Regions from separate parts of the Homo sapiens genome. Here region 2 is linked to region 1. The links are chromatin contacts, found by POLR2A ChIA-PET in ENCODE. All regions are on one chromosome and are shown on one strand. The core of a region is the stretch at or near the end of the contact, and the rest is flanking DNA. Distances in the headings are between cores, read along the strand shown.

Evidence for each region. ChIA-PET counts read pairs that join two places held with the same protein, here RNA polymerase II (POLR2A).
Region 2: POLR2A ChIA-PET joins it to region 1 with 10 read pairs in PC-9. The contact joins the enhancer-like site here to the promoter of MACIR in region 1. POLR2A ChIA-PET finds 5 or more read pairs at or near these places in 2 of 52 experiments (PC-9 and activated B cell).

The regions. Positions count from the first base shown.
Region 1 is chr5:103,255,618-103,260,054 of GRCh38, forward strand. MACIR (macrophage immunometabolism regulator) reads left to right here and starts at 3,146. Exons shown (of 3, transcript NM_033211.4): 1 at 3,146-3,279. RefSeq lists silencers at 2,807-3,316, 3,527-3,906.
Region 2 is chr5:100,593,950-100,598,361 of GRCh38, forward strand. No RefSeq gene overlaps it. Among named protein-coding and RNA genes, the nearest start is that of FAM174A, 61 kb to the left of the region's middle. Within about 2 kb of position 1,767, at least 6 of the 41 ENCODE cell types and tissues checked have a DNase peak (open chromatin) inside an H3K27ac peak, as active enhancers do.

The DNA.
Region 1 (4,437 bases), core at 1,896-4,395:
GAAGTGATTCCCTTGTATCTGGAAAGAAGAGGATAGAAGTCAGTATGTCCCAAGGCAGTGGGATTTGAGCCCTGAACTTGGACCACCATAATACCCTAAACATAAATGACCGAGGATGTGTGAGGCTTAGCAGGATGGTCCCAGATCTAGGAAATTCCTCTGGCCTCAGGTGTGGTGCCGGAGCCAAAGGGAGGGAACCAGTGTATAGGGCAGGGCCGTCTCGTCTATAGGCAGGTTGTGCACTGTATCATGGAACCATAGGTGGCAGCTCCAGGAAGGAACAAAGGAAACCTCTGTGGACAGATGACTGCAATCCGAAGGACCTCCCCTCCACTCCCTGCCATCATCACCCATTCATGGTCTGGTCTGGCATATGCTCTTGGAACTTTGACCCTGCTCGAGGGAATGAGGGAAGAACTTTACAAAAGAGTAAGGCCTTTAAAGAGAAATAAAATCAAGTGCAGATTCACGTTCTATGTTCTTCTCCTAGTCTCCTCAGTGTCTCAAAGGGCTGATCCCCGTAGGCTGTTTCCCTGGCTCCCATGGCAGGTGTATCAGACTTGGCCAATGCAAGGCACTGGAAGGAGATTGGAGGGCAGGAGAGGAGAACGTATAGTACATTTCCCCCTTCTCCCTCCCTAGATTGCTTCTTTGGCAGTGGTTGTTTCTCCTCTATGGCCGCAGCTCTCACCAGGCTGGCCATGCTGCCTGGGCCCTGGACTCCAATAACCCTGCCTCTTCTCTTATTTCTCCAGCTAGAGGTCGCAGTTGCTAGTTTCTGGATTACTGTGCCATCTCCTGATTAGCTTCTGACTTTTCCTATCACCTACGTTACCAATTTCTTGCATTCAATTACTTCTGTAGATACTCAAAATGGTTTCTGTTTTCCTGGTTAGACCCTGCTTGAAACAAATGAGTTTATAGAAAAGAAGGTAATGTGGTATTTCTTGCACACCTGTCTTTGTAGATTCTGTTTTACATCATTATGTTGTTATCAAATTCACCTATTCTGTTCTCTCAAGCTGGTTGTTTGCTAGCCGACATCATTTACATCAACGTAGTATAATATTTCCCAGGCAGCTGACATTTTAAAGTCATTTTAAAGGGATTTTCTGGAAAGGATGCCTTGAGGCAAAGACATAACTTACACAAGGAGTGTGTGAGATGGAGCTTCTGAGTCCCCAAATTCAGAAGGCCTTTCAGGGCTCTGGGTCTATTCTACATTTGGGCCTAACCCTTTATATGAATGCCATTTTTCTTTATAGGTTGAAGAGATCTTCCTAAAACACTAAAAAGCTCTGGGAAGGGATTCTGCATTAACTTGCACCTCTTATATGCCCCTCAGCCACGGCACTTGCAACCCACATCCAATCCGAGTGAAGACAATACCCAGTCAGTATCTCTAGGTGGCATAAACATATCCTTGATGGAGCCACACATAAAGCTATTATCAACCATTACTGCATGGTGAATTGGTTTATTAGGTGTTCTTTGTGACACTCAAGAACTGACTTAGGTTCTGATTGGGTGAAGATTCAGGGTTAGGATGGGAGCATAGAACACCACCCAGGGAGGGAGGCAATTTGGAGACAATGCCCTCAAGAGAGCTAGCCTTGAGCCTAATAAACTAAGAGGGGAACTTTATTGCTTTTGGCCAAAGCACACTGCCAAACTCTCAGCGCAAAGGGCAAGTACAAGACATTCTTCTGAAAAAGTTATAAGATTTCAGACAGGAAGAAATGAAATTAAGTCTCTTAATATAAAATATACAATGTTTTGGAGGTGGTTTTATGAGAATGATCATCAGGACAATACACTATTGTGTCAAACAGATTATAATCGGAAATAATTCTCGGTGTATTCTCCTAATGTACTGATGCAAAAAAAGTTTCTTCATTTATTTATTCATATTATGTTGTGCTAGCTTCTATATTTTTGAAATTACATGCAAATCTATGTCGGGAAAAAAAGTAACTGATGTTTTGTAAAATTGTTTAGGGAACATTCCTTAAAACTTATTCTTCCCTCTACCTTCCTTTACTTATTTTAGGGCACATAAGCAGTAGCATAAAATGGCTTATAGCTGAGCGGCCTCCGGGAGTGGTTCTGTTGGACTAGAGGTGTTTATATATTTTTTGCCTTTATATTATCAGGAACATATGTAGATTCTGGAACAAGTGTGAATCAAGACTCGTTTAAACTTATATTAATCTACTCCAGATTTATGTCTTTTATGTTAAGATAAAGCATTTTGTCTTTTAAAAAATAAAACTCTCTTGATTGGACACTGGTACCGAAATTTATAACACTTATAAACAATTTTGGGGTTCACCGACTGCGTACACATTCAGCCTTAGCCACTCAGTAGGCATATGACCTAAACTTTCTGCATTTTTAAAATGTGGATCATAATTGGTTACTTCCTCACAGAATGGTTATTGAGAGATGTAAATTTGGATATGCATGCCAGTAAATATTCTTATTGCTGAGCTTAACCAGTTCGGCAGAAATGTACATGAATTGAGAGAAGCAAATCTTCATCAAAGAAAATAATTTATTACAATAATAGACAAGATCAACATTTGTGCAAATTAAAAAATAGTTAATCCAATCAGAATCTGAATTTGAACTCCCCCCCCCGCCCCACCCCGCCACCTTCACTGGGTATTACGAGTTTTCGTAGACTGATCCTATAATTTTTAATTTCATGGCCTTCTAGTTTTCTGTACTTTTGCTTAGTGCTGAGCCCTTTAAGCAGAGACTCACAAGTGACAAATATCAGCACACCACTTAACTGAGGAAGCCGGAGTGTTCCCAGGTCCGCAAGTTGGAGCTCTTTAGTTGGAGTGCTGGGTTTAGACTAGAGAGCGGGTGTTGCGACTCCTCCTCCCCACCACCAGTCAACAACCCCGCCCACCCCCGCCAACTTCTTCTGGCCTCTTAGCGCCTTTCTGCAGCCAGCCGGCCCGCCCTTCCTCCGGGTGTCTGAGAGCTGGGCGCAGGAGGCGGGCTCAGCGCTGACGGGCTGCGCCTCTGCAGCCAGAGGGAGGAGGCGGGAAGGCGGGCGGAGGAGGAGGCGGAGGAGGAGGCGGAGGAGGGGGCGGGGACTAAGCAGGGCGGTAGCTGGCGCCGAGCGCGGTGGGAGAGGAGAGGGTACCCGGCTGGCTCGGCTGGCGGCCTCTGCCTGGATCTCGGCGCCGCAGTCCTGCGCCTCTCCCGCCCCTGTCTCCCGCTCCGCAGCCCCGGGCACGGCGGAGGCAGCGGAGCCCTGGGCCATCGGTAGGTTGCACGGGGACGACGGCTCCGTCTGTAACCTTTTGTGCTGCAGAAAAGGTGGTGGTTATGGGGGGCTTGGGGGAGTGGGTTTGCCCCAGGCTCCGATCCCCAGTGCCAGCCCTAATCGCGGCGCCGCCCCTTCCTCTCCGCCTCGTGTCTGGGCCGGGCGCACGATGCCCGCGGTGCTGGGGAAACCCGGCCGGACCAGCTTCTGCGATGGGCGGCGGGGCGGCCCCAGCGTCCCTTGGCCTTGGTGGACCGGTTCCCAGGCACCCGAAGGGGACTGGGGTCTGGTAAACTGGGTGGGGCCCGCGCGGGGTGCGGGGAGCTTGCGGTTCCCTGGCACAGGGGTGGGGCCGCAGACGCCGTGAGTGTGCAGCGCGTGTGAGTGTGCGGGGGCGTGCGCCCCCGTGTGCGCGCGTCGTGCGCTCGCTGGGGAGGTGCGGGGACTCGGCGACCCGGAGCGCCTCTCCCGCGGTGCCGCGGTGCGGAAGTCGGGGCGCGTTGGCGCGCACGCTCGCTCGCTCCCTCCCTTGGCCGCTGTTCCCGCACCGCGGGGCAGCGGGCCTGGAGGCCCCTTTGAGAAGTAGCTTTCCCCGGCCGGCGGCACCTTTGGCTGCGTGCCCGGCCGCGCTCAGGGTGCGACTGCCCGGGTCAGATAGCACCTCAGGGCGAGCCCCGGCGGTCTGATCTCGCCGACCCTCCTCGTCCTGGTTGCAACCCGCGTGCGAGGCCGCCCGCGCCCTCCGAGTGTCTGCCGGTGCAGTGGGGGTGGACTGGCCGGCTGTGGCCGTGTGTGCGCGTGTGGATTGGGGCCCGGTCCGAGCCAGAAGCTTAAGCGGCAGATGTCGGGCATTGCCACCCTCGCCCCACCTGTCGCGGGTGGACTTTGGGGCAGGTGGGAAGCGGAGGAGAGGGGTTTCGAGGCGGGTGGCAGTCAGACCTCCAGCAACGCGGCCCCATTGTGAAGCTGCCAAACTCTCTCTAGTGGTGGAATCTGCAGGTCTCCGCCAGAAAGGAGATGGGAACGCGAAGGGAATGATGGCCCCGTCCTTTTCCCCTTGCTAGTGTTCCACACGCTTAGGGACTCCCTGCCTCTCCTTCCACCTCAGTTTTCAACCCAGTGGGTTACTGATTTGGGTGGAACCAAGATTTCCGTGT
Region 2 (4,412 bases), core at 517-3,016, 2.7 Mb before region 1:
ATATCTATATATCTATATATATCTATATATATCTATATATCTATATATATCTATATATCTATATATCTATATATATCTATATATCTATATATCTATATATATCTATATATCTATATATATCTATATATCTATATATCTATATATCTATATATCTATATATATCTATATATCTATCTATATATCTCTTCCACCCCACATGGATGGCCCAGAGATACATCAAACTGATGGTCATTATCATTCTTACACAAACTACCCTTACTTTGTGTTACCAATCTCAATGAAGGGCACCAACATTCATTCAAGTGTCCAAGCCAGAAGTCATGCTATCTTCTCTTAGCATCTCCATCACCTTCCATACCCTAAGCAACACCTTGCTCATATATGCATACAATCAAATAGGGAAATTAGCAATACCTAATTAATTTTTTCAAGTTAAAATTATTGGACCTATGTTCTATGGGCTAGACAATTAACATCTCAGTTTGCCATGTCTTTTTTTTTTTTTTTTTTTTTTTTGGTGAAATAAACAGAAATGTCCTATGAGAAAAGTCCTTACTGTTCTACTGGGTACTATCTGAGCCAATTTCCAGATTGAATTGGGGCCTTCCATCCAGGCACATACACTAATTAGGCTCTCCAATTTCCACCAGAGAATTTTAACTCTATCTCCATCTAAGCATTTGAGTTCATCTTTAATAATAGGTAATGTTTTCACTGTAAGATTTTATTATATTCATTTACCTAAAGCTCACTAGCACAAGTTTTTTATAAAGACTGGTGGCAGAAATCACTAGTCACCAATTTCTCTATTCTGAATTTTGTCCATGAGTTAATTCAGGCTGCCAACAGCTGTACAAGTTGACTATATCGTTTTCCTCTTGTAGAATTTCTTTTAACTATCTGTCATTATGCCACTGCTGAACAGAGATATTATCAAATACATAGCTGTGAAAGATAAGGTTATATTCAATGTGTCATTAATGAGTAAGTTTTACACTATATCACAGCATATATCTTTTATAAGGAATTTTGAGAAATATTCTACTTCAGTATCAAAATGTTTGGGTTTCCATTGAGCAGCTAGTTTTATTTTTACTTTACATGCTTTGAGGTGTTTGTAATTATATGGCTAGTTCTTTCTTTTTATCCACAAAACTTGTGAGCTGAACCAGAAGCCTCTGTTTACCAAAGTACAAGACTGTATAATATCATTTTTTGTATTCACTTTATCTCTGGAGTATCAGTTTGGTTATGTGGCTACATGTAACCAAAAAACCAAATAGGAGATGCGTTTTTCTAATATCTTGATTTCAGGGAGTTTGTGGTTGCTATTGTTAACATCTTTATAGCTCAGGGGATCCAGGCTCAAGGTCTCTAAAAACGCGTTGGTATTTTCTTTATGATCTTAAGATGACTGTTCCAACTCTAGCCATCCTGCCTTTGTTTGCAAAAGGAAGGAGGAAAGAAAAGAACGAAAGAAATATGGTTGGCCCTTTGAACAGCTGTTTCAGGCGCCTATTATTTCACATAAAACTCTTCAAAACTTAGTAGCTAAAAACATTTATCATCATATTTTATTCTGTGTATTGACAAAGCTTAACTGGCTTTCCTCACTTGGGATCTCTCATCTGATTACAGTCAGATTGTGTCTGGGACTGGAATCATCTAAATATTCAGCTGGGTTGGAAGTCCAAGATGACTCACTCTTGTGGCTGAGAGTTGATATTAGCTGTTGGCTGGGAGCTCAGCTGAAATGCCTACGCACAGCTTTGGCTTCTCATAGCGTGGCAGCTGGGTTCTAAGAGAAAGCTTCCCAACAGTAAGCATTTAAAGTGAAAGTGGCAAGTCTTCTTATAATCTGGTTTTACATGTTTGAGAATATTGCTTCTGCCACATTCTATTGGTCAAGCAAATCACTAAGGTGAGCTCAAACTCGCAGGAAGGAAATTAGATCCCACCTCATTGTGCGAAAAACAGCATATGTGAGCAAAGAGAGAAAGGACTCAATGGTGACTATTTTTGGAAACTATCTACCACTGTACTCTCTGCCTACCAGTATTCATGTTCCTCCCACATGCAAAATCAACTACGGTTTGAAGTCTAGGATTCATCATTCAAATAAAGTTCAAGGGGAAATGAGGGTCCAACTTCTCAGGTGCAATTCCTCAAGACTAGTTTCTTTTTAACAGAAGAATTTTGAACCAAAGAGACAAGTTACCTGCTCGGTAACACAATAAGTTATCTTCTCAACTGAATGCTCAATATAACAATGGTGATACAAGGTTATGAAACTGACAAAAAAAAAAAAAAGACAATTTTAAAAAAGACTGTGCTCTGGTAAAAGACAGCACTCACTCATCGATGGCAGTTCTGAAGTTTAACTGAGCACATGCCACCAGTTCCTTGACTGGGGCCCAGTCCTGCCCCAGATAATGTGCCTCTATGTCACTTGGCTCTGCCTTCTAGGCACCAGACTTTGTGCCCTACACTTCTTTCTTTTCCATTAGCAATCGCCTGTGTTTGCCGCTAAATATCTTTCTCAGCCTACTTCCTCCTAGAAAAAGTTTGAGTCCCCAATGACTCTTTTGAAAAAAATTCTGAACTGCCTCTATGACTTTTAATTCAGTCTTATTGAGGTTCACACCATTAGACAAATGTCAGCCCCACAGTTTATTTTTCGTCAGATAGATTCCTCTTCACTGTAGGATTAGAGTCTTGATACCGTGGGTTCCCAGCCTTAAGATTCCTAGGAGTCCTGTTATCTAGTTGAAAGAGTCTTTATAATACTCCTTCATATTCACAGATGCCTTTTTCTGATTGCAGCCCTGCCATAAATGTTTCTGAGGTGTCAATAAAGGGTCCTGTAATTGCTCTATTGAAGTTAACTCTACCCTGATGTCATGTGTTACTGAAAACACCTTGGGACTGAGTTTTACTCTGAGGCTATTTCTTATTTGGAGAAAAATTTTGCTACTTGGAGAAACTAGGGATGATAAATAATTTTATTTTTGAACACAGTAAGTCTTAAATCTTTTTTCCTCTCAATTTTTCTATAAAACACTGAATATTATCTTTCTAAAAATGTCATTCTCTCCGTGAGTACCTAATGTTATGCATCTAACAGAAACCAACTGGCACTTTCAACACTCTGCCCGGAAACCTCCTTATCCTGATATAGAATTCATTAGGACCATTTTCTGTTTACTAAATTACTGCAGTGTGTTATCAATAAACCTTTTGCCACTGAAAGGTTTTATGAGACCTAGTCTCACGAGTTCCTGAATGTAACTTCTGCTATATTCCAATAGCCAAATCAGTCACTAAAGCCTTCTCAGATTCAAGAAAAGAGAAATAAAACTTCAGCTCATGATATACGATGGAATATTTATATAAAGAAAGGGAGGCAATTTATGGTGAGTTATTGTCAGAGATTATTTAATGCACTAAAGCAAAATTTTCCCAGAAATCCTCAGCACAGTTTAATCTTTTCTCATTGACCAGAATTGTTTCCTATTTCAGAAAGCGAGCAGCAAAGTACTGGAAAATATGGTTGTGTGTGTATGTGTGTGTATTTGTGTTCATTGTCAACCCTCACAAAAAATAAACGAGGAGGTCCCTTAAAGAGAAAGATGAATATGGATATTTGATAGGAATCTAACAAAATATTCTGTAGTTCATACATTGGCTACCTAACACTTAACGTTCTTTAAACATTCTTCTTTTAAATGGTGTAACATAATTACCTCTTTTCCACTAGAGATATCTCAAACTCTCTTCTAGTTATGCCATCCAACTCAGAGTCCAAAGTGTGTGATCTTGGTGATATGTAATCTCAACAATAGAACAACTAGCAATTCCTGCTTGTCTGGCATTGTATTACCTAAAAGACAAAGCATCTGTCCCCAAAACATGTACAATATTTGAGAAGAAATAGATCAGCTATTTTGAGAAATTTAATCCAGGAAAAGATGGGATTAAGCAAATACAGAGAGGTTACTGATCTCGCATCTCTCAAATCTTACTGATCAGGAATGACAAGGACTCCCTGAACCAAGAGCAGTGTAAGCTCTTGGTCAGGCAGTATTTTACTCCTTCATTCAGTTTCTGTGTTCCCTGGCTCTGCCCTCTGAGATGTTGTACAGATCTGATACTTCAAAAGCCTGAAGAGCTCCTGTACAGCTCTCAGAAACTACTGCCTGTGGTTGTGTGTTGGAAGAGTGTAGTAATTCTTTGGTAAATTTTTTAGTGGAGCAATGATAGTCATGAAAGTTTGCAGTCCAGACAGGGTGTGTGGTCACTATACAGTTCTGTTAGAGCATTCGTAGATTACTTGTATCTAGTCAGTATCCTGTAGGAGTAACTATAGCTAAAGATCTTATCTAGTCAAAATTTTTGACATTGAATATTCCTGT